Linked DNA regions of Homo sapiens: region 2 is linked to region 1. The links are chromatin loops, found by intact Hi-C in ENCODE. Cell type or tissue: Calu3. All regions are shown on one strand. Links, peaks and the distances in the headings refer to the core of each region. The heading gives the core; the rest is flanking DNA. Region 1 overlaps LOC124902439 (a long non-coding RNA gene). Region 2 has its middle 190 kb from the start of LINC02671.

The links. Peaks named below come from ENCODE experiments on the same cell type or tissue, not always from the same donor. Only the 100,000 strongest peaks of a DNase experiment are listed, where the experiment ranks them.
Region 2: it touches region 1 in a loop (3-fold over the local background); 2 of 110 quality-filtered maps call a loop at or near these places.

Annotation. Positions count from the first base shown.
Region 1 is chr10:64,498,577-64,515,372 of GRCh38, forward strand. All of the region lies in intron 4 of LOC124902439 (a long non-coding RNA gene), which reads left to right. Among named protein-coding and RNA genes, the nearest start is that of LINC02671, 420 kb to the right of the region's middle. RefSeq lists an enhancer at 8,108-8,632. In Calu3, for the core only: no CTCF peak of the experiment used is centred there; a DNase peak (open chromatin) is centred at 8,555.
Region 2 is chr10:64,725,606-64,742,401 of GRCh38, forward strand. No RefSeq gene overlaps it. Among named protein-coding and RNA genes, the nearest start is that of LINC02671, 190 kb to the right of the region's middle. In Calu3, for the core only: a CTCF peak has its summit at 8,533; DNase peaks (open chromatin) are centred at 6,336 and 8,596.

The sequences.
Region 1 (16,796 bases), core at 4,142-12,141:
CTCTTCAAATTTATATGTTGAAGCCCTTTTCCCCAGTGTGATGGCATTTAGAGGTGAGCCTTTGGGAGGTAATTCAGTTTAGATGGGATCATAAGGGTGGAGTCATCATGATGGGATTAATGATCTTATAAAAAAAGGAAGAAACATGAGAGCTCTTAATCTTTCATTGTGCACTTATCAAAAAAGGACCACATGAGGACATAAGAAGATGGCCCATCTGCAAATGAAAAAGAGGGCCCTCATCAGACATTGAATCTGTTGGCACCTTGGTGTCTGCAGACTTCCTAGCCTGCAGAACTGAGAAATAAATGTCTGTTGTTTAGGCCACCTCATCTATGATATTTGCTGTAGCAGACTGAATGTAATAGTTATATTACATCTAGCTGAGAGTTGGGCTTTGTTTAATGTTTGTTGTAGCTGTAGTTGCCAGAAGTTTCAGTTTCTTCTGAATTTTTCTTCCTCTTTTGTCTTTGGGCTTCCCTAAGAACTCTTTCTTAAATAGAGTCTGTGCCTTATAGCTCTCACAGTTGTAATTCAGTTATTTTCCTGGTGTCCTGGTGATATGGTGCTAAATTATTGGGTAATAAAAGTGTTCTATAATCTTATAATTAAATCTCAGCTTTCTTAGTTGGCCTGAGTCCCTGGGTTATGACTTCAGATATTTGTATTAGACTTTTTTCTTGTCTTACCTTGACAAGAGGCAGGAAGGTCTCTGGATTTGATTAGCTGCCTTTCCTTTAGGTTACATAAGGCTCTGGTAATGCAGTTTTCCTTAGAATGCAGGTGAACATATTTTGGAACATCTGGGCCTATTTCGAAATGGCTAATTTTTCCTTCTCTTTGCCTGCGAACAGAGGGAACTTTTTACTCGATATTCTCTGTGAGAATTTGGTGGGGGTTGGAAATAAAACACATGAAATTGTAGGTTTGCTCCTAAGAGTGACTCCCCCAAGAGTTTTTAACTCTTAAACTTATCTACCCACAGCATCCAATAATAGATCAAAATTACTATTCAAGTGTTCCTACCAGTTTCTTGTTCCATCAGCTTCTGCTTCAGTTAAACTGAAAATTCGTGTTCTCCATATTCCCGTTTCTCTAGATTTCATAATAATCATTTTTGCTGTGACCTCAGTTCTCTGATGACTTAAGAAAGGTCACTGATTTTAAGCTAGTCCACTTTTTTCTTGCTGTGAGAATGGGAGCGTTCAGCGCTTTGCAATGGTGCAGATGAAATGAGATGTCTGCTTCGTGGCTTTTTATCTGAAAGTCGCCTGTGCCTTAGGGTCTGAACATGCACTCCTCTTGAGTTCATTCATTTTAATTGTAGTAATTTGTAATTATTACTCTGGAGGTGTAGAAATCTCCTGGAGGACTTTGTATTGTTATGGTGTTTCTTAGCACACTACGTTATTCTGTCTCTGGATTCAGATTGGAATTGAAAACATGATGACCTGTCAAGCTTTTTATATTATTATACAATAGAAAACAACATCATTGTGTGTGTTTCTAAGCAATATGAGTAAAGTTTAGAAATTTGTTTTACACATTAGGCTGTCTTACCTTTAGAAATATATCTATAATTTAAATATATAGAATTCTATGTTTGACATTAATTTAATGTGTTAATCATGCTTTTCTAATTTTGAATTTGATTATAAGAAAGGTTATGCCATTTTAAAATTCTGAATTCACCATAGCATTTGAGACAACCTGGGTTTGTTGTTTTGATAAATATTATGCATGTAAAAATTCTGTGATGACTAAAAGCCAATATAGTACCAGAGGAAAAAAGAGGAGACTGATCAGTAGTACTATGCTAATAGGTGTTTGTAAAAGTTAGATTTTATGGAAAAACATATTTGGTAAATACATATTTAGTTGATATATTCAGATGTGTTTACCACAGAAATTCTTTTAGCCTTACTAATTATGTGTATATTCTTAACCTCTAAAAAAGATGAAAAAGCATTTTTCAGTAGAATTACTATTAGACAGTGTTTCAGAGAACACATATTGGCAAACTCTGCAACAGATAATTATTTTCAGATAGAGTATGTTAAGGTTCATTAATTGCTCTTATGTGGCAGAAAGACTTTCTTTATAGTTGGCAACTGGCTTCCTGCAATGATGGACAACCACATTGCTATAGCAACAAGGAAGCAAGATGTTTCCAACCAGGGATGCTTCTTTTCATGTAGAAAACCTTGTCACCTGGTTTCTCAAACTGAATTTTTCAGTGGTAGAAAATACACTTAGAAAATATAACTGAAAAGAAAAACACCTTAATTTTATTGAACAAAAGGACATTAGTTTGAAAACTCTGCATTGCGGGCAGTATAGATTATCAATGTTGTGCAAGTTAACCATTACCATAATTTTATATTATAATACAATGACTTAGGTATACTGTATACAAATAATTTAGAAAAGTTTTTTGTTGGCATTCCTCCAAGTTTTCTCTTTAAGTTAAAAATGTATTTAATTTGGAAGAAAAAAGCATGTATGTTAATTTCATAATAAGAATGTAAGCAGAAAAGCCAAATGACTGAAGTAGAGTATTTGAGTGGCGTACAGAAATTTAGTACCTTCCAACACCATTAATTAAATAAAACAGCAAAAGAATGAAATATGATGCTAAGATAAGAAGATGAGCTAAATGCCATTGATCTTTCTCTTGCTCTAAACCAATCTTTAAAGAGAAGCTATATAAGTTTGTATAAATAACTTGAAAAGCAATACTCAATATCTCCCCCTATTTGTGTGTTAAAATTCTAATTATAAGTGGCTTAGCTTATAAGTAAATAGCTGCATATTCTTTGATAATGACCCTTTTTTCCTAACCTCAAAGGACCTATGCAATAGGATTGGGTTATTTTTGTGTGGTATATGAAATATCCATTATTAATTTAAGAGCATTTCATAAACATCACCATTATTTCAACATCTTTTGTGTGTAATTATCCTAAGGCCACAGGCTACAATAGGAGAAGAGAGAAAAATAAAGATTATCAAAATTGATCTACATGCTAAGTTGAAATCTAGAAGGAAAAAATGAAAGGGAAAGAAAAATAAGAATTCCAATTTCTTGTGGAGCATGAAATATCTCATAAATATGTGAACTTGTGGCTGGGCGTGGTGGCTCCCGCCTGTAATCCCAGCACTTTGGGAGGCCGAGGCGGGTGGATCCTGGCCAACACGGTGAAACCCAGTCTCTACTAAAAATACAAAAAAAAAAAAAAAAAAGAACTTGTGAGTGTCATTGAGGTTAATGTGGTACTTAAATAATAAGCATTTTTCATGGAGCAAGCCAATGAAATTAAGTAATTTTTTTTTTTTTGTCTTGCTCAAGACCAAGAAATGAGAATGGTGAAAAAGTATGGTTTGTTTCACATAGATTGGAAACTGGCAAAAAAGCTTAAAGAAGAAAAAGCATCCAAAGTGCTCTTTAATTTAATCATCACTGATGCAATATCTATTATGTTCCAAAATCTGTGGGTAGCAAGAAATAAAATGCAGCTCTTGCCCTTCATGAATTGATGATCTGGTTGGGGAGAGGTGTAAACAAATGATAACAGTACAAAAAAATGTATGCAGAGTGTCAAGTCTTTATGGACATTGGAAAAATGTCTCAGGGGAATAGCTTGAGCTTGTGTTCTGTTAAGCCTTAAAATGCAGAAGCATGGGTGAATGTATGGCCTTCATTTGAGCATGACATAGGGAAACAATGTCATCAGGGAAAAGCAAGACAGAATTTGGAATTCTGTTGGTCATGACCTTACTTACAGTGTTGAATGAAACTCCTGCAATTTTTTGTATGGGACTTTCTGTACATTTGAATTTGTCATGTTTTTCCCTAAAAAGGGAAGCGAAGGTCAATCTGACAAATTTAAGGCTCAGCTACTAAATATATTTTGTATGTATGGTGCAGGACAGTTCCACTGCTGTCAGTATAACACAAGTAGAAAAATGTTTTAAGTTTTAGTGTTACTAAAATAATCTTCCTAAAACAGATAAAGTAATTGGACTAATAGCAATTGGACCACCTCGCTTGACACTGATTCTTCAGGGAAACCGAGTTAATGAGTAACGAAGTCCCACAGAGCACATATTACTGAAATTCACCCTGACCCCTCTTAAGTTCCACCGTAAAAACATACCAATCAACCATAAGTGGATCCCAACCCTTTAATATCACATTTCAATCATATTTATTATAATACTGTGTCTAGAACATTACATCATCTGGAAAGAGCCTTTCTTTTGGAATTCTAAGCAAATTTTCTGAAAGCCATTCTGATGATCCTGACCTAATTCAAATGCTTAACTTTGACCAAGCAACCTACTCTCTGTGATGGCTTGCACTAATTGGCTTTCACTAGGCCCATGTGTCCAATTTTCTAGTCAGAGGGTAGACTTATTTGAGGAATAACATGAATCCAACAGTTGGGCTAATTGGAAAGAGAAAATGGATCCTGGGGAGGCTTTCAGTAGTCTGTATTAGGAAGTTTAGAGGCCTTGTATTTTAGATTGGTGCAAAAGTAATTGCGGTTTTTGGCATTGAAAGTGAAAACTTTTGCCTTTGAAAGTTTTTACTTTCAATGGCAATTACATTTTTTCTCTCTCTCTCTGATTATCTCTCTCTTATTATCTAGGCTGATTTCACCTAGATAATAAGAGCTGTTTTGTCATGAACGTTTTTTTCATCTAATATTAGCCTTGCTTTATTAAATACCTCTTGTAGAGTTTCATACATAACTAAATATTGGGAAACTGAATTTCATGTTTTGAAAAAAAAGAAAAGATAAGAAAGAAAAGAAAAAGAAAAGATGAGAAAAGGAAAGAAAAAAGGAAAAGAAAAGAGAAAAGAAAAAAGAAAAGAAAAAAATAGATTTGGCTTCAGACAGAGCCTTTTATTGGCTGTTTCCTTTTTCCATGGCAGGAGAGGAATCGAAAGAGGAAGGAGAGACACAGGGAGGCATAGGGGTGGGAGAAAATGTTCTCAAAACAAATTATTGAAAAACAAAGAAAGACTGTTTTGTGCTAACACTTATTTAGACTTTGTGAGCTCTACAATCGTGTGTTGACTTTCTTCCAGACGAATTTGGCAGAATCAAAGAAGGGTTTTTCCAAAATTCTGCCAACTTAAGTAAAAGTACCATTTTTTTATGTAACAAACATTACTCATCTACTCCATTTAGTGTTTAGTGAAAAATGAGTAAGGATTTTATTGAACAAGGGGTTATAGGAATTTTAAAATATAGGTTAATTTTCTTACTTATTTTCGAAATCATGTGACTTGAAAAACATAGTTAGCAAATGCATTTACCGATGTCAAAGAACTATTCAATTATTTGCATACTGTTTAGGAGGAATAATTGCTGTTTATGTGGAACCATGGCACCATAAAATTCTGGTGTCAACTTTAGTGTTTTCAAATTAGAGAGACAATATTAGTATATTTATTAAAGATGAGGTAATTAAACCTAGAAAAGTCATTTATCTTATGGATTCCTAAACAGAATATAATGAGGAAAAATATCAATAGTATGTTGATAATGCTATTTAGTTGGGTTTCCAATAGACTTGCTAACCCAATATGTAGTTGTTTAATTATGGGAGAATTTACCAAGAGGTATGTGTTTTGGTGTGTTTATTCTGATAATTTGAGATTTCAAATCAACAAACTGTTTAGACCTAGAGGATAAGACATTATTATTCCTTTTCAAATGCTTCCTCTAAGTTTTTCCTGGTTTCACTCTCCTGCCTTCTGTCAATATCTGGTTGATATTGAGAAAATGCCACCTTGTTTTCTTCCTTACCTTTTAGAGACACAGATGCTGAAAGAGTCACAAAGTATTTGTGAAATGGGCAATCTAATTAACTAGCAAGCATGGATGTTACTTATGTTTTCTAAAATTTAGAAGAAATTGACAATTCAAAGATAATTTTACTGAAAATAAATACAGAGAATTAAAAAATGTATCTAGAGGAATCTATACTAAAATATTAATAGTACTTATATCTACCTAGGTGATGGGAATATAAATCACATTCATTTCTCTCCTTTTAATTTTTAATCTATATTTTCTTATACTCCTATTCTACACATGATCTTTGTCTAACAATAAACATTAAATAAAGAATAAAAAAACCAGGGGTTTGCATGTCATAAATACATAATTAATACAATTTCCTTAAATAATTTATTGTGTAATTCATGTGATTTGTGTGTGTGTGTGTGACACACACACAGCAAGACAGAGAATTTTGCTCTGTCACCCAGGCTGTAGTGCAATGGCATGATCTTGGCTCACTGCAGCCTCCACCTCCTGGGTTCAAGTGATTCTCCTGCCTCAGCCTCCCGAGTAGCTGGGAATTACAGGCACGTGCCACCACGCTTGGCTAATATTTTGTATTTTTAGTAGAGATGGGGTTTCACCATGTTGGCCAGGATGGTTTCAAACTCCTGGCCTCAAGTGATCTGCCTCCGTTGGCTTCCCAAAGTGCTAGGATTACAAGTGTGAGCCACCGCGTGCGATCTCTAACTGGGGAAGGGAGGAGACTAGAGAAAAGGATTAGTTGGTCGGCATGAGGAGTCATTTTCAGATGCACTGTCACTTAAAATGAAACAAAAACTAGCAGGATAGAAACATAGTAAGAAAGGTAGAAGATAGCATACTTCCTTTTGCAAATCTCTTAGCTACTCTAAGTTAATTTTTTTGTATAGTACCGGCATTGGTAAGAGCTAACACATTATCTCTTACAAACAATAAATTATTTAAAATTGGCCTTTACAACATTATTGTGATGAAGCAGATTCATTGTTTTATTTATTGCCCCAAATATTCACTGTAAAGCAACAAATTTTCTAAACTTTTTGGGCTCAATGATTTTTACAAGTCCTTTCATACATTTATTCAATTTGAGACTCAGATTACAAGTTAGATAACGAGCTGTTCTGTGTGATCAACAATGATTATTGGCTGCTGTGTCTTCAGAGTTTTGCCACATAACACACACTTGGAAAAGAATCTATTATAGTTCTGAATCAAAACCACTTCCAGGACAGTCTCCACAAGGTGACATTAATTGAGTGAATTCATCACTCTACAAATATGCAGGTTTGGTCATTCCTTACAGTGAGTGGCCCAAAATGGGCTTTACTCAGATGTCAACTTACATATAAAACAAAGTGAATTTATTACTTGACTGTTAAAAACATAACTGTCACTTGGAGTAGAGGTTAATCAGGGCATGACCAGTGCTTTCCCTCCTTGTAGCTGCTTTCATTTTCCTACTTTTGACAGGAACATAATATAAGAAATACTGTTTTTAAAAAAGTTAATATGAAAATAGTGGAAGGGCAATGATAGTCACTGCTATCAAAATTGCTTTAGTGTGAAGGGTAAAACAAGGAGTAGTAGAGACTGTGTGTAAACCAACACAGGGAGCAGCCCAATGCTCAGTTCTAGTCAATTCTTGTAAGACATAGACTCCATATTTCCAGATAATCCAATTTTATAAAAGAATCTGTCAATGTGAAATTGGATGAAACTTCAAATTATTTATGTCTTATCAGATTCTCCTTCAAAGGTTTTTTACAATTTGTTTTTTGTTTTATTTTTAGTTGTTGATACTGTGAAAATCGACACGGTAAATTCAGAATAAAAGAGGAAACATCCCACCTTTAGGCCACTGATTTTCAACCACTAATGCTGCATTTTCTTCATTATCACCAGAATCCAGTCTGCTTGCCCAGACACCTCCCTATGTGGGCATGGCTAGGATGGGCACCCATATTTGCTTCTGCCACTTTACCTCTCATATTTTCAAGGAAGACGCACCCACCATGCCTTCTAATACAGTCTTTTTTAGATGCCTTAATGTATTCAAAAGTTATATCAAGTCTTTCAATCTAGGAAGCTATTTTGTTTGAGGTACGATAGTCTGACTGAAATTCATTCATTCAACTTATGATCATTTTATAGTTTATTTCTTTGAAGAGAATTTATTTATAACCTTCCTTTTTGCCAGAAACAAGAGACACAAGAGACACTGAATTTTTAGTGCATGTCTACAGGTTTAATCTTTAATCTTATCTCTGACTCTCACACTTCCTACCCTCCTATAATACAATATAATATAAATAACCTTGGGGTATCCATTTATTAGGTTAACTGATAATATAAGAGGCTCCCCCCACCTCTCTCTCCCTCTCTCCATATTGATAAAGACATAGATATTGTCAGGCCTCTGAGCCCAAGCTAAGCCATCATATCCCCAGTGACCTGCATGTATACATCCAGATGGCCTGAAGCAAGTGAAGAATCACAAAAGAAGTGAAAATGGCCGGTTCCTGCCTTAACTAATGACATTACCTTGTGAAATTCCTTCTCCTGGCTCAGAAGCTCCCCCACTGAGCACCTTATGACCCCCCCACCCCTGCCCACCAGAGAACAACAACCCCCTTTGACTGTAATTTTCCACTACCTACCCAAATCCTATAAAACGGCCCCACCCCTGTCTCCTTTCCCAGACTCTCTTTTCGGACTCAGCCAGCCTGCACCCAGGTGATTAGAAAGCTGTATTGCTCACACAAAGCCTGTTTGTTGGTCTCTTCACACGGATGCATGTGATAGATATACAAAGCATTTTTATAGTCACATTTTGGTGCTCAACTAAGGCTCCCTGATTACACCTCTGCCATATGGATAGTAAGTCACTTAAGCTTGTAGAGGAGTATATTTAATTCTCCTTTTTGATTCTATAATTTTTAACTATAGAATCTCAGTTTAGCCTATAGGTTTTCTACCATGAAAGGCATTTCTACCCCTACTGTAGGGTAGGAATGAGTTTCCCAATCAAATTATTAAAAGTTAGATTAACTCTTGGTGATTTTTGCTTAGATTTTAAAACTCTTATTATTGCCTGCAGCTCACAATCACAGATACAATTGTGATAAAAACTGTAGTGTACATAGTTCGTGTTATGAGCGTAATGGAAAGGGCAGAGGAGAGCACCCCATAAGGGTCACATTTAGAAAGAAATAGATTCTGTGAAAAGTAGAATCATATACTATGCTCAATTTACTATTTTAAATGATTAAAGTTTAAATAATATTCAACAAATACATTCCACAGTTCCATATATAAAATTTGCAAGATTTACAGTTATATATTTATCTTGTTTGGGTGGAGGTCTATGAAACATATAAACTTCAGATCAGATTTTCACAAGCTGTTGTTTTTGGCAGCTCCACCTCCCTCATCCCACCACATTTGCGTTAAGCAAGAACAAATCAGACCTTCGATTTTTACTGTTGAGATGGCAGCATCCAAAATTTGAGGTAGCTGAATTTGATGATAATTTAGGGTTGATTAAACCATTCCTATGAATTGCTTCTTTTCTTGGCAAGTGTTTACAGTGTTCAAGCTTGAGCTCTATTTACAGCAACCCCATTTCACAAGATGCATTATTTGAAGGGGGGCTGTGGGCTGTGTGCATTTTTGGAACTGACTTTTAGAGTGTTCCTACTCCAACCACACATTTGTGTGGTATTTGTGAATTCAGTGCTTGTGCTTAGCATTTGATAAGGTGCAGGGAGATTGGTCTGAAGTGGTCTCAGTGCTAAGGCCAGAGAATCTGCTGAAAATTCTTACATGATGAAAACCCTGGCTTGCTAGCAACTGATATTTCCCTCCATCCCAGGGAATAGCACTTCTTATCTTTGTTCCGTTGTGGTTTCTTATCTTATCCTGGCAGAAATAAGAGACTACCTTCCTGTGAATGAAGGCCTCAGACTGTGAAATTTGCTGTATTTGAAATCCTAGACTTGCTTTGGAGTCATAATGGATTCCAACTGGTCAATATCAGCAAGGTAGTGCTGTCTTTAAATAGCAGGTCCAGGTCAAGGATGCATAACAAGAAGTGTAGAATGTAGAATGGTATGGTAGGCATACATTTTTCCCATCATTTTCATTTATTCGTGGGTCATTTATTAAATAAGAGACTTTAACAACCCCTTGCTGCTTGACAGAAAGCATGCAGGCTCACAAATCTGGCAAAAAACACACAAAACCCTCTTCAGATCCAGTTTAGATGTAAACATAAGACCTCTGAAAAAAAGTTGCTACGACTAAATATTTTAATATATTCTAAATCTGACTCCAAAATAATTGCAACAAGAGAAATGTAAGTTAGAAAATAAGAGTTTTACATTTAAAAAAATCATTAAGGAAAATTGTAGAAACCCCAGTTTAGGAAGTCTTTAAATTTAGATTTTATTGTAGGTTTTAACGCTGATCTTATCTCCAGTAATAAGTGACCTTGCAATAACTTTGTTCAATAAGTTGTACTTTTTTTTGAAGTGTTTTCAATAAATGTAATCATATATCTCAGTGTCCAGATGAATCATCTGTTTTTTAACTTGGATAATTTCTGTTCCTACTTTCGTTTTATACAGTTTTTTTTTTTTTTTTGAGACGGAGTCTCGCTCTGTCGCCCAGGCTGGAGTGCAGTGGCGGGATCTCGGCTCACTGCAAGCTCCGCCTCCCGGGTTCACGCCATTCTCCTGCCTCAGCCTCCCAAGTAGCTGGGACTACAGGCGCCCGCCACTACGCCCGGCTAATTTTTTGTATTTTTAGTAGAGACGGGGTTTCACCGTTTTAGCCGGGATGGTCTCGATCTCCTGACCTCGTGATCCGCCCGCCTCGGCCTCCCAAAGTGCTGGGATTACAGGCGTGAGCCACCGCGCCCGGCCCGTTTTATACAGTTTTAAAGGGTATATGTATTTGTTGAAATATCATTCTTCTCTTTCTTAGTTGCTTGTTTTGAAGAATTTACAGAAACACTTCTGTAGTGGGAAGAATGCTAAGCAGCTAATGAAAATGCTAATTAACTATAAACAAACAAAAATAATGGTAAACCATAATTTTACAACCAAACAACATCTAAAGCCAACTAATTTCCATGAACAGAAATTATTTCAGCATGTGGTCAAGGAAAATTCAAGTTTCCTGGCAAATTCAAAGAAACAACTAATATGTTGATAATGTGGTTGTCTAAAACCTTTGATTGATAAGCTAACAAAAAATTATATTAAATGTTATCAAAGCTATATTATTTAGTATAGCATTCTCTGGTTTCATTTTAACTGGTTATTTTACCATAACACTTTCACCTAATTATACTCTGACTATCATACAAGTTTCCAGGATGCTGAAAAATATAAAAATAATAACCTAAAAAATGAAGATAAAAAAACAAACATCTTAATTTAAATGATCTATTTGGAACAAGAAAGTTCTTTTGCTTATGAAAAGTCATAAATTTTAATTTCCTAAAATTTATGTTAGGATAAAAGAAATATGCTGCAAATTATGGTAATACACATAAGTCCATTTTGGGCAGGTTTGTTAAATTAAACAAGCATTTTCTATACTCATTATATCATTGGTTTAAATTACACTTTATGAAGAAATATTATTTAAAGTATATTTATAGGTCGGAGTAAGGACAAAATTAAAATTTCATACATTTTTGGTTAACTTTGATCCTTTGAATATTTGCACTTATTAAAATTATTTTTTACATTTTTGTCAACTCCTATAAAACTTCTCTGTTATCTATGTAGATTTAGAGATAACTTTGCATACCAGGATGGGTTGTTCTCCCTGAGGAAAGTTTTTATCAAATATTTTTCTAGAAAAATGTGTCTATAAAGACAACTTTAGGAGACAGGAGGAAAAGGCTGATTTCTGGATGCTTATCTAAAGATTGAACAGACTGTAACTTTTGTGATGCCTTTCTTATTTACCCTTGTGTCTCAAGAACCTAGGAGAACAACTTATACCAATTCATTAAATATTTTATTGACTGAACCAAAAATGAGAGTGCTAACAGACTTTTTATGTACTCACTTATTCAAGAAATAACTACTGGGCAAGGCCAACGTGCCAGACATTGGACTAGATACTGTGTACATTCTTAAATTTGCTTTGCTGGAAGTTTTATCACGAATCTTTGGACTTTAAAAACCTTCTCAGGCTATGGATCTAAGCCAAGAATTGATCATAATATTTCACCTTCAGCACCCATACATTTCATTAAATTATTTTCTTCTCGAGGTTTCCAAAATATCACAAGTTTCCCTCCCTGTGTCCATGTGTTCTCATTGTTCAACTCCTACTTATAAGTGAGAACATGCAGTGTTTGGTTTTCTGTTCATGTGTTAGTTTGCTGAGAATGATGGGCCTGTCGTGGGGTTGGGGCAGGGGTTGGGGAGGGATAGCATTAGGAGAAATACCTAATGTAGGTGACAGGTTGATGGGTGCAGCGACTTAAGCAGCAAAGGTCAGGAAGTGACCTTTCTTTAAGGTTATTTTATCTGCAAGTAAGACCAGACCATTTTTCTGAAGGTTTTGTAAGCATTGGCTTCATCGAATCAAACATAGGCCTTTAAAAGTGTCTGGTTATAGAAGCATCATTTGACCCAGCGATCCCATTACTGGGTATATACCCAAAGGATTATAAATCATTCTACTATATAGACACATGTACATGTATGTTTATTGCAGCACTCTTCACAATAGCAAAGACTTGGAACCAACCCAAATGCCCATCAATGATAGACTGGATAAAGAGAATGTGGCACATATACACCATGGAATACTATGCAGCCATAAAAAGGATGAGTTCATGTCCTTTGCAGGGACATGGATGAAGCTGGAAACCATCATTCTCAGCAAACTAACACAGGAACAGAAAACCAAACACTGCATGTTCTCGCTCACAAGTGGGAGTTGAACAATGAGAACACATGGACACAGGGAGGGGACCGTCATACACCGGGGCCTGTCAGGGGGTCGGGGGCTAGGGGAGGGATAGCATTAGGAGAAATACCTAATGTAGATGATGGGTTGATGGGTGCAGCAAACAACCATGGCACGTGTATACCTATGCAACTAGCCTGCATGTTCTGCACATGTATCCCAGAACTTAAAGTATATTAAAAAAAGTGTCTGGTTATAATTAATTCAATGAGCATCATTCTCAAATATGACATTCCAGGCAAAGACTTGGTCACATAACCAATGTTTCCATGTGTGCTCTTTAAAAGGAGGACAGGTTCTTATTGAACCCATGCATATAACTATGCTGCCAAGAAAATAAGAATACTTAACTCTGAAAAGATCAGACAGGGAGATAAAGATACATATTTCATTTCCTTTAACAAAAGCATAATCCATTAAATCGTTATGAGGTATAGCTAAAGATACAGATAGATGATATCACTGGAGAAAAGAGAGTTTCTTATATCCCCAAAAGAGAATTATAACACAACAATATTTCAAACAAAAACCAGAATTATTTCTCATCAGTTCATTCAGTCCTGTGTAATTAATTATTGTTCCACTTGATTATGGGTTATCAGTCTCATGAACCCATCTGCTTTTCGGCTAGAAATCTGGAAGTCCTGACTCAGTGCACTGGTATGATGTTAAAGTTTTTAAAGCAATACTATAATATCAGAAGATGGTACCCAAGAGAACTTGGCATAGTCATGGGGCTCTGAGACCATCCTTTATTACAGTCAAAACATTCTGGCTTGTAGCTAGCACTTTTAGAGAAGCATCAAAATTAAACAAAAACACTTTCTGTAGATGACAAAACTTAAAATAACTGTGGTTAATTTATTGCTGATAATTTTCAAGAGGTAAAGACCTGATAAGAGTTAACTATGAAAATCATGCAATTGACAAAGAACTGTGTTTTCTGTGGCAGGCAAAGAAAATCAATAAAAACAGTTGATAAAATATCTTAAAATATAATATTTAACCCTGTTTTTAAAGAAGACTTGATGTAGCATCTAATTTATAAAAATTGGTACATAATCTTTACAAAGAAAAAAACCCTTCAGATATAATCTATGATAATTCTGAGACTTAGTATAACATGAATATACCAAACATATAGAGTGTACCGAGGATATATCAAGATTTTCAATTAAAGAGATGTAACAGTTCTGGAGTAGGTCCTGAACATCTGCATATTAATAAAACCCCATAAGTAAGTGATGTGAATGCCCTTTTGCAAACCACCAGGCTAGAAGATGCTAGATACAAATTAAAGAGGTAAAGTTGTAACAAAGTTAAACTTTAAAAAATATCTGTAATTATGGCCAATAGCACTATACTCATTATCTACTATTAGGCAAAGCAATACCAGGACTCTAAAACATATCTTTGACAGCTAATACACTGAAAAATATCCAGGGACTTTCCATACAGCACCTAATTCCTGAAATATGTATAACCATTTGCCTGTATGAATTTAACCCAGGGAAGGTTAAGTATCCCTTCTGATTTGGCAGTGGTTCCCACACAACTCAGCAGTAGTAACATATCAAATGGGTCTACTTATCTAGCATCTCTCTTTTTAGAAAGTAAGAGAAAACAATTCTTTGTGGTTTTCCAGAAGGCCTCTGGGAAATCTTGAAGTCAGCTTTAGGTGCAAAAGATGTCATTTAGAATTCAATTTTAGGAAAGCAGAACATCAGAAGTTCTTAGGAGAGTTGAATACTTGATTAAGATAAAATCATGGGTCACTGGGAAATAATAGTTGGCACCTATTTAATCTAAGTAACAATAAAAGATTTTAGAAAGAAACATTGGAGGTAATATTGTAAAAATCTTAGCCCTTTCAAGATTGAGAAAACTTTTATTAAATAATCAAGGGCATGATAAAATCAACATACAACAGACGGAATAATTTTGATAATACACAGAATCCCTGCCTTCTAGGCAGATTACTCAGAAGATAAAGAAAAACTGTTTCCAACAAAAACTTTTTATTGACCAATACTCCAAAAAATGTGAAAAACCAAAAAATCTTAAGAAGCACATTATTTTTGAAAACATAATAGATAAACCCATTAAACCTTAGCCAGCTTTGACCATAGCAAATAAGATTCTCTTTCCAAAAACCTTCTACAACTTTCTATATCCGTTCAAGTTTTGTCCTACACTTTCCTCTTTGTCATTCCAGAGCAATTGGTCATTTTTCTTTAGGACAAAACTATGATCTTTTTTTCTCTTAACAAAAGCACATTCTTCATACTTTGCATACAAAGTTTTACCTTTACTGCCACTATTGTTTCCTGGTACAACACATATATCGATTATAATTTTTAACCAAAGTAACTTCTCTTTCACAGTTAAAACTAGGAAATGATTAATTGTACCTTGCCTGTCACACACCAGTATTTTTCAGCAGACCAGCAGAGTTCATGAAAACTAATAGCTTACTACAGCCATTTTCATTTCTTATAGTACAACAAAGTGACAAAAGTGAACATGTTCACAGACCCAAATATACATAGTCTCTCTGTATCATATACAAATAAGAGACAAAAGTACTGAACTTAAAATTATGCTTAGGAAATAATACTTCAGCATTCTTTTACTGATAATCTAGTTATCTAATGTATATCCATTAATTAAGTAAATTTAGTATTAGTTCAATGTTTTAAATTACCTAAAAATCTTAGAGACTACCGAGGCGGGAGGATAACGAAGTCAGGAGTTTGAGACCAGCCTGGCCAACATGGTTAAACCTCGTCTCTACTAAAAATACGAAAATTAGCCAGGCGTGGTGGCAGGCACCTGTAGTCTCAGCTACTCGGGAGGCTGAGGCAGGAAAATAGCTTGAATCCAGGAGGCAGAGGTTGCAGTGAGCCGAGATTGCACCACTGCACTCCAGCCTGGGTGACAGAGCGAGACTCTGTCTCAAAAAAAGAAAAAAAATCAAAAAACAAAAAACAAAAAACTCACATACTACAAAATACAGTTTCTATTGAAATAAAGTTTGTCAAAATAATGATTCAATTTGGTTAAACAAATATTTAAATTTTTTCTGTCACATTAAACATTTGGCAAATAAAACAGGCTAGCTTATTTGATTAGTAAGCCTATATAAGTCTAGGAAGAACCACACAAACGTAATAAAAGCATAAGCTCGTGTTATAGTTAATGCTAAAGACACAGCTGATTTTTTTTTTTTTTTTTTTTTTTGAGACGGTGTTTCGCTCTGTCGCCAGGCTGGAGTGTGGCGGCACGATCTTGGCTCACTGCAACCTCCGCCTCCAGAGTTCGAGCAATTCTCCTGCCTCAGCCTCCCGAGTAGCTGGGGCTACAGGCATGTGCCACCATGCCCAGCTAATATTTGTATTTTTAGTAGAGACAAGGTTTCACTAGGTTGGCCAGGATGGTCTCGATCTCTTGACCTCGTGATCTGCCCACCTCAGACTCCCGAAGTGCTGGGATTAGAGGCGTGAGCTGCCATGCCCAGCAGACAGCTGTTTTTAGTAAACCAATAAGATTAAACTTGTCTGTTTTGCAAAGATTTACCTCAATTACATGAGCTTGAATTCTTAAGGCATTTGAATTAGTTTTTATATGATTTATATAGCACATTGAAAGTATTTAATATTTAAATCCTAATGTTTGCAAATTTTAGGAATATTTAGCTTATATAAGCATTTTCTTAAGCCAGTCAGAACAAAGCTTCTTTAAGAGATTTTATAATCTCGTTTGGTAATGCCACACAGAGGTAGAAAAATATTCCATACTCACAGACATATAAAAGTAGAGTTGGCCCTTAGTATCCATGGGTTCCACATCTGAAGATTTAATCAACCTGATTAAAAATAATTTAAAAAATTTGAGTACTGAACATGTACAAATTTATTTTCCTTGTCATTATTCCCTAAACAATACAACACTTCATATGGTGTTTAC
Region 2 (16,796 bases), core at 4,202-12,201, 230 kb after region 1:
AATGAAATGATACTTTACTGAAATTTCAATTAATTTTAAATCACATTTTAAAATTCTATGATCTGTATTCTTTTCTCCAGATGTGATATTCTCTTGAATATTTGGAGTTATTAATATTTTTAATTTTTTAAAATTCTGTTTGTTCTATAAAATCTTTTATTTGGTGCTGATTTTTCTGTTTCAATTTGGTACATTTCTTTCAACATCTTGGTTTTCTTCAAATGTTTGGTGCTTCAAGGCTATCTGTTAATTTTCACATTTGAGTTGTCCTAATAATCTATATCCATTGTTTATTGTATCCTATCTAGAGATTATGAGATAGAGGAAGATATAATAACAGGCTATCTTTTAGTCACCTAGTAAGTGTCTTGGTTAACAGATCAACTAGTGTGGTATCACAGTACTTGTGTCCAATAGCTCTTATTCTTAACAATGGCCCTAAAGCTCAGGAGTAGTGATGTAAAACACTTTCTCATTGTTTTACTCTTTGCAGTTTCAATTACCCATGATCAATTATGGTACAAAAGCATTACATAGAAAATTCCAAAAATAAATAATTCATAATTTTAAAGAGCATGCCATTCTGAGTAGCATGATGAAATCTCACACCATCCCCCTCCATCTCACCCATGGTGCGGATTATAGCTTTGCCCAGGGTATCCACGTATGAGGAAAGTGCAACATAACAGCGTCAGTCCTGTTACTTACTACACAGTTTTTGGATCTGTAGAATGGATATTACAATAAAACCCTGTCACCCAGGGCTGTAGTGCAGTGGTATGATCTTGGCTCACTGCAGCCTCTGTCTCCCAGGTTCAAGCAATTCTCCTGCCTCAGCCTCCCAAGTAGCTGGGATTACAGGAGTGCACCACCAAGCCCTGCTAATTTTTTTTTTGGTTTTTGTTTTTTTTGGGAGAAATGGTGTTTTGCCATGTTTGCCAGGCTGGTCTCAAACTCCTGACCTCAGGTGATCTGCCTGACTCAGCCTCCTGAAGTGCTGGGATTACAGGTGTGAGTCACCATGCTTGGCCTCAGTTCAACTTCTTTAACATTAGATGCACACCCTATGCCAGGTTGAAAATGATGTAGAAGACATGCCCATTGGCCACAGGCACCAGCAAGTCCTGTTTCACTCTCCTTGAGCAAACAGTGGACACTGTTGACTCCAAAACAAAAAAGGAAGAGAATCAGCTCATTGTTGTGGGAAGTCAGGGACCCCAAACAGAGGGACCAGCTGAAGCCATGGCAGAAGAATGTGGATTGTAAAGATTTCATGGAAATTTATTAGTTCCCCAAATTAATACTTTTATAATTTCTTATGCCTGTCTTTACTGCAATCTCTAAACATAAATTGTGTAGATTTCATGGACACTTATCACTTCCCCAATCAATACCCTTGTGATTTCCTATGCCTGTCTCAACTTTAATCTCTTAATCCTGTCAGCTGAGGAGGATGTATGTCTTCTCAGGACCCTGTGATAATTGTGTTAACTACAAAAATTGTAGAGCATGTTGGTTTGAACAATATGAAATCTGGGCACCTTGAAAAAAGAACATGGCAACAGCAATGTTCAGGGAATAAGAGAGATAACCTTAAACTCTGACCGCCGGTGAGCCGGGTGGAACAGAGCCATATTTCTCTTCTTTCAAAAGCAAATAGGAGAAATATCACTGAATTCTTTTTCTCAGCAAGGAATATCCCTGAGAAAAAGAATGTGCCCCTGAGGGTGGGTCTCCAAAATGGCCCCCTTGGGTGTGGCTGCCTTCTATGGTCGAGACTGTAGGGAAGAAATAAGCGCCAGTCTCCCATAGCGCTCCCAGGCTTGTTAGGATGAGGAAATTCCCGCCTAATACATTTTTGGTCAGACTGGTTGTCTGCTCTCAAACCCTGTCTCCTGATAAGATGTTATCAATGACAGTGGTGCCCGAAACTTCATTAGCAATTTTAATTTCGCCTCAGTCCTCTGGTCCTGTGATCTCACCCTGCCTCCATTTGCCTTGTGATATTCTGTTACCTTGTGAAGCACGTGATCTCTGTGGCCCACACCCTATTTGTACACTCCCTCCCCTTTGAAAATCACTAATAAAAACTTGCTGGTTTTGCAGCTTTTGGGGCATCACGGAACCTACAGACATGTGATGTCTCCCCTTGACTCCCAGCTTTAAAATTTCTCTCTTTTGTACTCTGTCCCTTTATTTCTCAAACCGGCCGACACTGAGGGAAAATAGAAAAGAAACTACGTGAAATATCAGGGGTGAATTTTGCCCGATATCTGGCTGAATTTCCCCTGATAGCTCATTATGATAGTAATCTTTGTTTGCCAGTATAACCTGATCCAACAAGTTTGGGGACTTTCAACTCCAAATGGTGAAAAAGCAATTCAAGGTAAACTTGCCCTTCTCTGTTCTTAATCTCCATATTATATTTTTTATGTGTGAGTCTATGGTAGGAGTTAATGGCAGTGACTCTTATCAGGCTATGCTGACCCTAATGGCAACAATGCTGTTGCAGCCTTGTTTATGAAAGCCAATGGATCCCTCTGGAACTAATCAAGAAACAGAAAGTTGTAGCTTGAGGCCTAAACTGAGTTGTTGGAGAATTGGGAGTTCTAAACTGCTAGATGTGTGCTGGGGCTTGGTGTTCCTCTCTCAGTTTTACCATAATCAGGGTCACCAGTGGAACTAAATGTCCTGTATGATATTTATCCAAGCCCTGTGCTATCCCAGGATAAGTGTTGACTGACGGCCAAAGGAGCATTTCCTATGGCACAGTGCATCTAAATCAAATGAGAGAGGAGCAGAAAACAAGTTTTTAATACCATACACCTTGTCCTGAGGCTCCAGTGCTAATTGCTCCCAAAGGGACTTCCCAACCGATACTGAAAAGCCCCTGGGGCCTACAAACCTGGCAGACATGGATTTGAATAAAATATTTTGAATGAGTGATGACTCTGCTATTTAGTAAGGATGCTACTTCAAGCAAGTTAATTAACTTCTGACAGTCTCAGGTTTCTGATCTGTAAAATGGGGATGGTGTTACCTGTCTCATATGGCTGTTGTAAGGATTAAATTAAATTAGGTAACACATATAAAGTGCCTAGTACATACCCTTGACATGTCAGAGGTGCTTAAGAAATGTTGGTAGGCAGAAAAGTTAAGTACACAAATAATGACATATAAATGATGACATGAGGTTAACGTGGTGAACTGTGCAGAAGTGGCAATGTAAAGTTTGACAGGAAAAGAGGAGAAAAAAAACTTATTGAACACTTGGCACTTGACCTGCTTCTGAAATAATCAGTAGCATTTCAATGGTCAGAGGTGGAGGAAGGGTATTTTCTGATAGAGGGAGGAGCTTGAGGAAGGTCCACAGTTAGAAAAGGCAAATGATCCTAGGAACTGCGAGGAGACCAGTTGGCTGAAGTGTAGACTAGTATGAGGCACAAAAATGATAAGGGTTGGAATTTGCAGTAGGTGTGGTGTACAAAAATGATCAGGTTGGAAAGTGAGAAACCACCATGTAGAGAATCCCTGAAGGATTTCTGGCACAGAGGCACAGATAGCAGCCTAATCAGAGGGGATTAACAAGAATATGAAGTAAACATGGTTGAGGTAGGCCGAAAGTTGAGAGCAGAAAGATGAGGTGAGGATGGGATGCTGGTTCAGTAGATTAGACTGAGGTCAAGTAGAAGGTTAACAATGGGAATGTACGAGGATGGTGGCAGTGGGATAAGTGGAAATGTGTGGATATGAAAAATATGCTGGATGTAGAGATTAGAGATTTCAGGAAATATTTTTTACAGAAGTATATGATTTAAAGTGATTCTTTTGGTTTGGAACCACTGAGGTTGGATGTTTAAACCAGAGAAAAAAATTAAAATTATCCACTTATCTTGAAGTACTTATAGGGTAGTAATGTGTGTTGTTTTTGTTTGATATTAGAGGGGGCTAAAAAAAATACATTCCTGGGATGAGGAGACACTGAAAAAGTCATTTTGTTTATTCTCCTGTCTCAAGGTAAGAGTATACTAAAAACAAACTAAGCCGATATTTATTTGACTTATTAAAACAACTTTAAAAATTACAAAAGTGACATATTTCATTAATGGACAAAATATAGGGAAATAAAAAGAAGATAATAAAATCATCTATAATTTCATTACTCAAACTATTATTTTTATGTATATATGTGAGAGAGGCAGCAGAAAGGTACAGAGTGTGGGGTCTGGATAAAACTAACTGGGCTGGTTTCAATTCCAGCTTCTTCACTCAGTAACTGTATGACCTTGGAGAAGTTATTTAATCTCCTCACACCTCCATTTCTTCATCTTTACAATGGGAAGTATTAATAGAATTCATTTAATTACTATAATATGACAAGTTATCACATGAAACTGTTGAGAACTGTTTCTGGTACATACTAAGTGGCCAATACATGTTAACTGCATTATAATTATATTTTTAGTGGAAGTATAGTTAACATTGTCTTATAGGAGTAAAAAGTTATTAAGAATTTAGGAGTGAGAGAAGTGGGTTAAAGGAATAGCTTTGAAACATATTCTGAGGAAAAGGCTGATAAGACTTGGCAAAGAGAGTCAGGAGTTGAGTCTGGTGTTGTGCTGTCTGTTGAGGATTTGACATGTGGCCAGTGCAGCTGAAGAAATAAATTTTTAATTTCATTTAATTTGAATTAAATTGTAGTTATAGTTAAACATTCAATTCAATTTTTGAAAACCTTTTCAGAAAAATCTTTCTTTCTTTCTTTTCCTTCCTCCCTCCCTCCCTCCCTTCCTTCCTTCCTTCTTTCTTTCTTTTTTGACAGAGTCTCACTCTGTCACCAGGCTGGAGTGCAGTGGTGCGATCTCGGCTCACTGCAACCTCCATCTCCTGGGTTCAAGCGATTCTCCTTCCTCAACCTCTCTAGTAGCTAGGACTACAGTTGCGCCCCACCACGCCCAGCTAATTTTTGTATTTTTAGTAGAGACAGGGTTTCACCATGTTGGCCAGGATGGTATCCATCTCCTGACCTCGTGATCTGCCCTCCTCAGCCTCCAAAAGTGCTGGTATTAAAGGTGTGAGCCACCGTGCCTGGCTGAATCTACTTTCTTAATGTAAATTTTATAAAATCTAAATAGAAATCAAGTATTTCTGATACAAATTTAGTGTCTGAATTGACATGGCTGTAAAGTGAAAAATCCATGCCAAATTTGGAAGACTTCGTACCCCCAAAATGTAAAATATCTTAATAATATTTTGTACTGATTATGTGTTGAAACGATAATGTTTTAGAAATTATCTAAATGAAATATATTATTAAATTAAAAGAAGTTAGACAACTCAAAATTCAATCAAATTGTAGAATATCAACATTTAGTCTTGTAGCCATGTTCTCTTTGGCCCTGATTTCAAGAATGAGGTTATAATACTATATCTAGTTATATATTATATAGCTCTCTATATAAATATAACATATACAATAAATTTATTATATAATATATATAATATAACCTGTTCTTAAAAACTGAATAATCCAGGGCCAATTTTTCTATTCTGTTGTGATAACTCAAGTGTGCATTTTAAGTTAGTCACCACCTATGATTCATTGTAAAGCATACTCAATTTTAAAACACATCCTGTCCTGAAGAAACTTGCTTGAACTTTGTCAATGTCATAGGTTTGTGCTCAGAATCTATTTCTTGAAGTGGATTTTAGGACTAGAAGAGCATCATAACTGTTGAAGGTAAGAACTCTGTAAGTGTAGCAGGAGGAGCCACAGACAAAACCCCTCAGACACCAGGTTAAAGAAGGAAGATGCTTTATCCAGCCAGGAGCATCTGCAGACTTGGGTCTCAAGAACCGAGCTTCTGGCCGGTCACAGTGGCTCACGCCTGTAATACCAGTACTTTGGGAGGCCGAGGTGGGCGGATCACAAGGTCAGGAGATCAAGACCATCCTGGCTAACACGGTGAAACCCCGTCTCTACTAAAAATACAAAAAAAAAGTAGCCGGGTGTGGCGGCGTGCACCTGTAGTCCCAGCTGCTGGGGAGGCTGAGGCAGGAGAATGGCGTGAACCCGTGAGGTGGAGCTTGCAGTGAGCAGAGATCGGGCCACTGCACTCCAGCCTGGGCGACAGAGCAAGATCTCCGACTCAAAAAAAAAAAAAGAACTGAGCTCCCTGAAGAAAGAGTTCCTGGCCCTTTTAAAGGCTTACAACTCTAAGGGGTCCACGTGAAAGGGTCGTGTGATAGATTGTGCAAGCATGGGGTACGTGACTAGGTGGGGGTGGTGAGCAAGGCAAGTATTTCTCCATACCATTGTCTGTGATCTATAGACAGCACAAGTGGTTAGGGTGGTGGTTAATCTTTAACTTACAGGCCTGGCCAGTGGCGCGGATCAGTCTGTTGTTTTTCAGTTTTTACTTCCTCCTTTTCTTTGGAGACAGGGGACAGTAGGAGGAATGGCCTCTTTCCTCATTAGAAGTGAACATCCTATTCCATGTGACCTGCAGCTAGCCCCTATGGTGTTGGGATGCAAGGAAGTGGTATGTGCATGCATAAACAGTAGTTAAAGGAAAGTGAAATCCAAATATTCAGGGCTTAGAAATGCAGCTCCATTATCACAGAAGACAAATGTGTATAGTGTTACAGGTAGTTAGATAGGGATGAGTGAGGCGGGAGAGGGCTCTTCCCCCACCCACTAGGAATGTCAGGTGATGGTTCAACAATTATCACACTGCCTCGCTAAAAATGACAACTCAGTAGGGAGTGCTAGGGCACCAGAGAGAGACAATCTCCTGATGATCCACAGCTATTAACATTAAAGTGTTAAGGGAATAGAGATGCCAGGGAGAAGAAACCTCCGGGGCATGCATGTTAACATACAAAATAGAGAAGTATGATCTTCCAGGGACACTTCACCAGAAAAGGGAAGAAAGCCTCAGATGGGCATACGAGCAACTTCCTAAACACACTACCGCATGCTCAGTTCCCAGGGGCAAAGAGGAGACTGCGCATGCGGGAAGCCCACCCTAAGGGAAGAATCATGGAAAAGAAGTGAGCCAAAAAGTCCTAGGAGACCAAGGTTAAATGCTCTCTTTGACCTTCAGACGCCTTTTTGGATCTCTTCCAAGTGAACTTTCCTTTCTTTCCTATTCTACAGCCTTTAAAAAAAAAACTTCCACTCTTGCTCTGAAACTCACTTCGGTCTTGTTCTGCCTTGTGCTCCTCAGTAGAATTCTTTCTTCTCAGGAGGCAAAAATTGAAGTTGCTGCAGACGCATTAAGATACACTGCTGATAACCTGGGGAAACTCTGATACCAGCCACCAGTAACATATAGTATGGGAAAATATAGTGGTCAAAGAACATGACCTCTGACAACACATTGCACAGTCCTTTGATATCCTGAGTTCACTTGACAGCTGAGTTGAAGAATCTACTTCTCTCTGTTCTGTTGTTCTTCTCTCTTCTCTTGGTGACTATTAAAAGTGGATTCAGAATAGACATTGTTTATAGCGTAGCTGAGGGAATGATAATGAAGTTGCACATAAAACTTTATCATGTTCATCCTCTGCCTCATATTTTTCCAAGTTTCATACTACCTATAGCTACCTGATATACTGCATGAAGTGACAGATCATATCATTTGGTAGTGACATGTTCTTTTATTTATAAATCTACCTGATAGGGAAAAGCAGCACTCACATTCTACTTTCTATTATATTTGCCTCGAGCTTAGTTGACATGCTTGTATGATTATTTTTCCAGAAGAATGTTAAAATAAAATTTTTAGTTTTAAAGCAAAATATATTAGTAAGTGTTGGGTTTTAAGGAAATTTAACAAATATCATTCCTGATGGGAACAACACATTTAAGCAGATGGTAATAAATAATATCATCCTTGCTATGCATGGTAGCTCACACCTGCAATCCCAGCACTTTGGGAGGCCAAGACAGGAGGATTGCTTGAGCCCAGGAGTTGGAGACCAGCCTGGGCAACTTAGTGAGAAATCATCTCTAATTAGAAAAAAAGAAAAAGAAAATGAAAAAATTATATGGCCATGGTAGTGCACACATGTAGTCCCAGCTACTCTACTACTCAGGAGACTGAGGTGGGAGGATATCACTTGAGCCCAGGAGTTCAAGGCTGCAATGAGCCATGATTGCACCACTGCACTCTAGCCTGGGCAACAGAATGAGACTCTGTCAAGAAAAAAAAAAAAAAAAAAAAACACACACACACACACAAAATCACCTATATTGCAAGCAAAGGTCAGATGAAAAACCATGGGTTAGATGTTATAAAATAATGAGTTTTCTAAAACTAGATCCCATAATTAGACATACCTAGCCAGTTACTGACATTGCTGGAAAACCATAGGTGTCTGGAAGCATAGCCAATTTGCTGTTGAGTTTATTGCAGATAACATGCCATATATTATATGATAAACAGCATAGATAAACAGCATAGATAAACAGATGCCAAACAGAGAGAAAGGGAAGATGTGGGGGTCACTTATGCCCATTTTCTTAGCCAAAATTCACTCCTCAAACAATATACTCTTCCTTCCATGGGTAAGTGAGGTGGCCAATAGATGGCAGGCATGTGACACTAATGAATATTCCCTCCATATTGGAGGACAAAAGAGCAGAACTATGGTTTCTCTTTCAACAGTTGAAATATAAAATAAATATACATTGCACTTATGTTTAAATTTTGAGTGCCTTTAAATACTTATGTCTTTTTACCAATAAAATAAAATTGTATCTCTAAATTAAGTCAGGTTACATGACCTTAAAAATTACTTAAAATATGTTTGTTAAACTATTTAGGCCTGCCACTTATATTGAGTTTCACTTTTATCAAATTTTGATTCTTTATGGTTCATGATAGTTTAGGTCTTCTTTTTATTCCTCTTGAATCATTTGTAATTTATGTTTTCCTAAATATTACCACACCATCTTGATCATAAAATTTATTGGCATAGAATTGTACATAATATTTTTCCATAATTCTTTTAATCTCTTCATATCTCTGGTCCCTTGTTCACATTTTTATCTTGACTTACACTTATTTACAAATTCTATAAACTAAATGCCATTTGCTTTATTCTTCTGTGTATTCTCAGTGTCTAGACCTTGGTGCAGGGTAGGGACTTAATACATATTTGTTGACTATATTTGTTTTCAAAACTATATTCTAGCATCAGTTAAAAAAGATGAGACAAGTTTGTTCTGTATGCTTTGGCATTGGCAAGGCTCTTATAAAAGAAACATAAGATTTCACGCTGATTATTCTTCCTACGTTGTATACCTGCCAAGTACTATTGTTAAAGGCAAAAATAATTCTAGCAATAGGGATGTTGTATGAGAAAATGGACTTGATGATAAAATATTTATGAAACCACTACAATTGTGACAATACAAATAATTTATTTTGTTGTCTGCTTCATGTATTGGTGTTGAGAATAGAGCTGGCATACATGTGGAACATTTTTCTTTCTACCTTTCATTGAGAATGTTAAAATGAAAGTCACCCAATGTTTTATCTCAAATATGCAAGTTGTCTTGTGGAATCATAGTCTGAATACACTAGGTATGTTTTTCATATTTCCCTTCTCCGTGTTTTTCTTGTTGATACCATTTTCTTACTATCCACTCTTTCCTTTAAACCATAATTTGGGATTCCAGTTGGTAAAAAAAATTAGGGTAGGAAGGGGTTGTCGTTAATCTACTAGAGTGATGAGAAGTAGAAAGAAAGAAAAAAGGAAAAATTGACTTAAAAATCCCAGATCACTTAAAATTGAGTGCTAAGTGTCTCCCATAGACATGCAGGTGTATAAAAGGCTGATCCTAAAGTGCTACAGATCAGGAACTGTAGGTGAGATCCATAATTAGTTTTATTGTGGTATGAGTTATATGTTATTATATTTGAGTTCTAAACTCACCTTCCATTCTCTACTTTTTGAGATTGGAGCTGGGGCTCTTCACTTTACATTTCTGCATTATTCCATGGCTCTGTGTAAGACCCTCTAGAAGAGCAGCCAAGCAGAGACAGCAAGGCTGGTGGAAGGAGATGAGACTTGCTTTCTCCTGTCGGTTTCTTGTGGAATTCCTGTCTGTCTCATGCGGAATTCCTGTCTGTCTGTGGTCTCTGTTCACGCATCGGCAGCGCTTCTTCATTGCAGTAGCTGAATCCAATTTGCAGTTTTTCCAACATCTTCAAAAACAGCCTCATTTTTCTCCATTCCATATAAACCAGCACCAGCCAAACAATGGTTTCTCTGTAAGCTGTAAGGGGCCCCATATAAATACACATTTTAATAATTCCAATCTCTTTCCTTTATTCCCTCTACCGTAGGAGTGGTTTCTACTTCCTATAGTTGCTACCTTCGTGATACTTTACATTTCTCTTAGATACCTAAATAACAACTTTATACAAAGTTTAAAGTTTTTTCATACTAAATTCTGCCTATTAAACATAAGCAGGAATATAGAAATTCCTTGTAAAATAAAATATAAAAAAATCAAATTATCTCTGTTTATATGATTGCTATGATTTTTTTTTTCTTCTTAATGGACCCTGACTAATAGAAACACCAGTACAGCTGTTAAGGGAATTTATCTATCACTTTATTTGTTTTAATTATATCATGAGCCATCTTGTTGTGATGAATATGTGGATTTCAGAGTCGGATAAATCAGGCTCCACTAATTCCATGGAGTGAGATTTTGGGAGGGTTATCTTAACCTGCCTGAGCTTCAGTCTCCTCAACTGAGAATAATATCTACCTCATAGGTCTATGAGGATTAAGTAGGATGATGTTTGCAAATCATGCAGGATATGCTCAGTAAATGGTACAGATAATCTTAGTGATGAAGATTGTGATCAAGGAACAGTGGTAAGTTTCAAATAATCAGAAGTGAAACTTGTTTTTGACTTTTATTTTAGGTTCAGGGGTTGATATGGTTTTGCTGTGTCCCCACCCAAATCTCATCTTGAGTTGTAACTCCCACAATTCCCACATGCTGTAGGAGGAACCCAGTGAGAGGTGATTGAATTATGGGGCGGGTCTTTTCTGTGCTGTTCTTGTGATAGCAAATGAATCTCATTAGATCTGTTGGTTTAAAAAACAGGAGTTTCCCTGCACAAGCTCTCTCTTTGCCTGCCATCCACTTGATCTGTGACTTGCTCCTTCTTGCCCTTTGCCATGATTGTGAAGCCTCCCCAGCCATGTGGAACTGTAAGTCCAATTAAACTTCTTTCTCTTGTAAATTGCCCAGTCTTGGCTGTGTTTTTATTAGCAGCATGAAAACGGACTAATACATGGGTACATGTGCAGGTTTGTTATATATGCAAATTGTATGTCATGGGGATTTGATGTACAAATTATTTCATCACTCAGGTAATAAGCATTGTACCTGATAGGTAATTTTTTAATCCTCACTTTACTCCCACCCTCTACCCTCAAATAGGCCCTGGTGTCTTTTTTTCCCTACTTTGGTCCATGTGTATTCAATGTTTAGCTCCCATTGTAAGTGAGAACAAGCAGTATTTGGTTTTCTATTCCTGTATTAGTTTGCTTAAGATAGTGGCCTATGGCCTACAAGCTTCATCCTTGTTGCTACAAAGAAAATGATCTCTCACACTTTTTAATGGCTGTATAGTATTCTATGGTGTACCAGATTTAAGCTTTTCAATCTAGTTTAATAGCTTTAAGACCTAAAATTCTAAAATCTGGAGGTATTAAGTGATATATCAAAGTTACAAAATTAGTGACAAACCTCAGACTCCTGATTTTACCTAGAAACTTTGATTATACCCAGAAATTTTGATCATACTTGTCCACCAGAATCTCCCCAGTAACATGTCATTTCATTCAATTTTATTATTCCATAGTGGAACCCTGACAGATAACACCAAGTTAAACATTGACTGAGTTAATTTTCAAGGATTGCAATGTTGTATAGGGAAGTAAAAGTAAATCATGAAATTTATAAAAATAAAAACAAATTACTTTAATGATAAAAGTAATTTTCCAAGGGGGAGTTTGCATTTACACATTATGTGCAGATAATTTCTTTTTCAGAGAAGTATTTCAGGAGTATTTTGTTTAGATAATAAACTTGGCATCAGACTGCTTGGGCTCAAATCTAGACAATACCCTTGCTAGCTCTGTAAACTTGGGTGATTTACATAACTTTACCATGTCTCAGTTCTCTAATTTATAAAATGAGGATAGGCAGTTTCTAACATGTGGTTTTAGGAGGGTTATTACAAAGAAATCAGTTAGAACATTACTTGTCATACTGAAGAAAATGAGTTCTCTTTTTTATCAAATTTAACATTCTTTCATATAGGAAGAGGTCCCTGAAAATATTTCATGTTCTTGTCCTTTTTTGCACTAAAAAATACATAGCTTTAGTTTTCAGGAAACTTCAAGTAATTACTTTTTTAAAAATTACTTTCACTACTTGTAATTTGTAAAACACCAGGCCAGCACCTGAAATACAACTGCCACTTTTCTGCCATCTCCTAGCACCACACTGTAATAACTCTGAATTATATAGGATTGGAATTATATATGAAGTGTTCCTCAATAATTAAACTTTGTCCTGTAGTTAAAACAGACATTCAGGTGAATTGGAGTGTGAAGAATTGTCTGGTCCATTAAATTAGCCTGGTGCTATCTGTTTCTTATCCTCTTTACTTGAAATTTTCTATGTGATACCCCTTGACTAAGAAATAATCATTCCTAGTAAGAGGAAATTGATCACAAACATGTTCTACTTGTGAGGAAAACAATAGAAACAAAAACTCAGTTAATAGTGAACTACATCTTGGGGAAAATACATTCAATTGCTTTGACCACCATAAACGAATCTGGATGGAATTCTGACTTATCTTTGGAAAGATGGTTGATCTTAGCTTAATCACAAAAAGGAAGACAGTGATAAAAGAGTGGGGGGAATGCTGAAATGAGTTTTTCCAGAGCACAGAAGTAGGTAAAGTTGATTGATAGCTAGTGCTACTCTCAGTGTAAGTTTCCATCAATATAATTAAATTAAAAGTGAAGAGTTGGTTTGGAATTTTCTCATCACTTCTCAAAATCACAAGGGCATCTGTTAACAAAGCTGCTTTTTTACACACAAGAAACTTCAAGGGAATTGAAACAAATAAGACCAGAATTATGAGACTATCGAACTCTTTTGTCTTCATTGTATTTCATCAAGTCTCTGTTTTAAAGCAATGAAGTAACAATATAAGGGTTACATTTCAGATGAGTAGGCACTCTGAGAGTTTTTATCTGATTTTGGATTTAACCAAACAACTTACAAGTCATTTAGAAACTAAATTCCTTCCATTCATTCAAAAAACATTAATTAAGCACCCATTATGTTTCAGGCTAGGTGCTGTGGATACAGAATAAGAAAATATTTAGAAAATTTTTATTGATAGTTTAGAAAGATGCAATATGTAATCTCTTAGAAACGTGAGCTTCTGTCATTGGGTACAATAAAACATAAAACTATCTCTACAAGAACAAAATGAGAGAATAAAGCAAAATAGCAATATATGAGAGAAAATTACAGGTATTCATTGACTATCACTTTGCTGTAAGTCAATGGTGGGGTGAAGTTACCTAAAATTTAATATGATTTTAGGGTGAGTTAGGTTGTCAGTAGCAGCTTCCTGGTGGTCTCGTGGTTAGGATTTGGTGATCTCACTGCTACACCCCAGGTTAGATTCCAAGTCAAGGAAATCTTTCTTGAAAAGAAGTCAAGAGAATGTTGTAATAGTTTTCTCCTTGATTAGATTACACTGTGGGATGAAAACACAGCTAAGTAATTCATTTGATTCTATGTTTTCTACTTTAAGAAGAATCATGTCAATATATGAGTCGAACATTGCAACTACTATAACTGAGCAAAACTTAAGAGACTTGTGAAAGGTAAAAATGTGTGCCCTAATATTTTTGCCCTATGTGAAAGAGTGATTGAACTTCATTGACTCTTGAGGGCAGACAAGAAATAATGAGATAAATTTATAGCAGTAGCTAATGTTGAGCTTAGCTACTTTTTTTTTTTTTTTCTCAGAATTGAGGCAACACTTCAGCTGCTGGGAATGATCTTCTGCAAGGACCTTCTGCTCCTTTGTAATCTTCCTAAGCTGAATACAGTCTCTTCACCCAAGAGTAAGTCCCCTCCCTGGGGATAGCTCAAGTCTAATGGTCAGTTGGTAAGGTAAGTAGAACCCTCCCATGTTCTTTTGCTCAAGGCAGGGCAACTTAAAAGGCCTATTTTAGCTCCAAATGTCCATAATAGAGGCCTCTTGCAACCACAGCTAAACTCCTGCCACTGCCCAGTCCTACTTCCTTCACTCCCCCAGACTTGTTGATGTAGGGGTTACCTTTCAGTAAACCTGTACACAAATCTCCATCTCAGAGTCTATTTCTGGGAATCTAGCTTAAGACATAGTAGATTTGAGTTCAGCATTAGGAGAAACTTTCTTACAAGTAGAATTGTCTCAATGGTATGAACTCCATCTAGAGATTGTGAGTTCTCCATTTTTGGATGTCGTCAAGCAGAAGCAAGTGACCATGACTTGAGGTTGGTGAAGAGAGAATTCTTATTTCATTAGGAGTTGGATTGAATGATTTTATGATTTTAAAAGCTTCAAAGGCTTTTAACTCTGATTCTATACTGTATTTATAAAATAATGCAGCCACTCTCTTTATAAAATCTATCTCTGTGATGTTTTATTCACCTAAGCCTAGGTTACTTATTAGAGAAAATAATTCTTTGTACATCTTGGGCCCATACTCAACTCCTGGAAAAGTATATAACCTATAGCCTGGCCTAAGATTCCCAAAACTAACAACAAGAGACTACAGAAAGAAGATTAATTAAATATACGAAGGCAAAACATTTGGTTTTCCTAATCTTTTGAGTTATATCCCAGGTTGTACAGGATCAACAACCTGAGAAGCCCATCAGACCTCTTGTGTTATCTCTAGACCATGTCGACTGTGTTAAGGCCACCTTTAATGCTGAACACTCTAGAGGAAAAATTTTTTTTTTTGGCTGCCCGGCATCCTTCCCTTTTCTCATGTATTGTGATGATAAACTTACAAGGTAGAGTTTGACTCTCACTGTTAAAATCCCAGATATTTGCTTCCTCAATCTCTTTTGTAGTAAAAGCATGAGAATTTGTTTCAGGTACCACCAACCAAATTCATCTAACCCAGACTATAATCCAGAAATTATTTCTGGATCTGTTTAAAATATGGATCATGGTAGCACCAGAAGTTGTGTGTAGTTTCCAGGGAGAGTAGTGTCATTGGTGTTAGCGGCTCTCTAGTATTAGTGGAGCTTAAATCACAAGCTACATCTAGTACTCGGAAATGATACAGAACCTTTTCTGGCTGAGTATCCTCTCAGCCTAATGCTCTACCTCTTGAGGGCATTCTGTGAGTTAACAAAAATATTTTTAAGAAACATATTTTTCTGCTTTAGCCACTCAGAGTGAATCTGGATTGGTTATAGGAGCTTGCTAGATTTGAAGACAGTGAAAATCTAGCTAGTGATATCAGATAAAACTCCGGGTGTTCATAGCACAGACTTAAAAAAATAACAAAAATAACACTGATGATAACCTGGAGAAAAAGTGCCTTTTAGAATCACAGGGACTACTGCCATGGAACTCTATGAAAAAGATAAATGATATAAGAATTGTGGGGTTTGGTGGTTGTTTCTAGTGATAATCCACACCCTAAAGAAAGGAATAGACAAGCTGGATATCTTAAAATCTAAATTCAAAACTTGGCCTGAAAATCATGGGCATCCTGTGATAGTGCTGTCAATGCTTAATAACAGGTATTCTCCCTCAACTTCAAATTCACTTCTCTGTTCTTTGCTTTGAGAGTTAGAGTTTAACACTCAGCAAACCACCTTTCTGCTTTGCCAGTTGGTTCCCAGGTAGGCTATGTTAGCAGTGAACACTTAAGAAAATGGGAAGGCTGGAGGAGAAAGAAGATACTTGTTTCTTTCTGTTTGTTTCTCATTTCTGTCAACATCACTCAGCCCCACTTTTTCATTCTTGCTATGGTTTGAATGTCTCCCCCAAAACTTCATGTGTTGGAAACTTAATAGCCAATGTAACCATATTAAGAGATAAGATAAGATGATTGATTCATGGATTAAGTTATTACCCTCGGAATTAAAGTTAGTTCCCCAGAAAGTGGATTGTTATAAAAGTGAGCTGGGCTTGCTCTTGCAGCCTCTTTTACATGCATTTGCTTGTCTTTCTGCTTTTTCACCATGTTATGACACAATATGAAAGTCCTACCCAGATGCTACTACCATGCCTTTGGACTTCTCAGTCTTCAAAATCATGAGCCAAATGAACTTTTATTTATAAATTACTCAGTCTCAGATATTCTGTTATAACAATAGAAAACAAACTAAGACAGAAAATTGGTACCAAAAATTGGGGTTGTTGCTATAACAGATACCTTAAAAGGTGGAAGCAGCTTTGGATCTGGGTAATGAGTAGGGGCTGGAAGGGATTGGAGGATCAGCCTAGAGAAAATCTGTATTGCTGTAAACAGAACATTAAGGGCAATTTTGGTGAGGAGTTAGAAGAAGACTAGACCAGTGTGCTCAGGATGCAGAAAAAGCAGTCAGAGGAAATTATTTTCCAGCTTTAAGACTAAACATTGTTTTGTCTGTTGGGTTTTGGACTTACTTGGCCTGCTACTCCTTTCTTCTTACCTATTTCTCCCTTTTGGAATGGGAA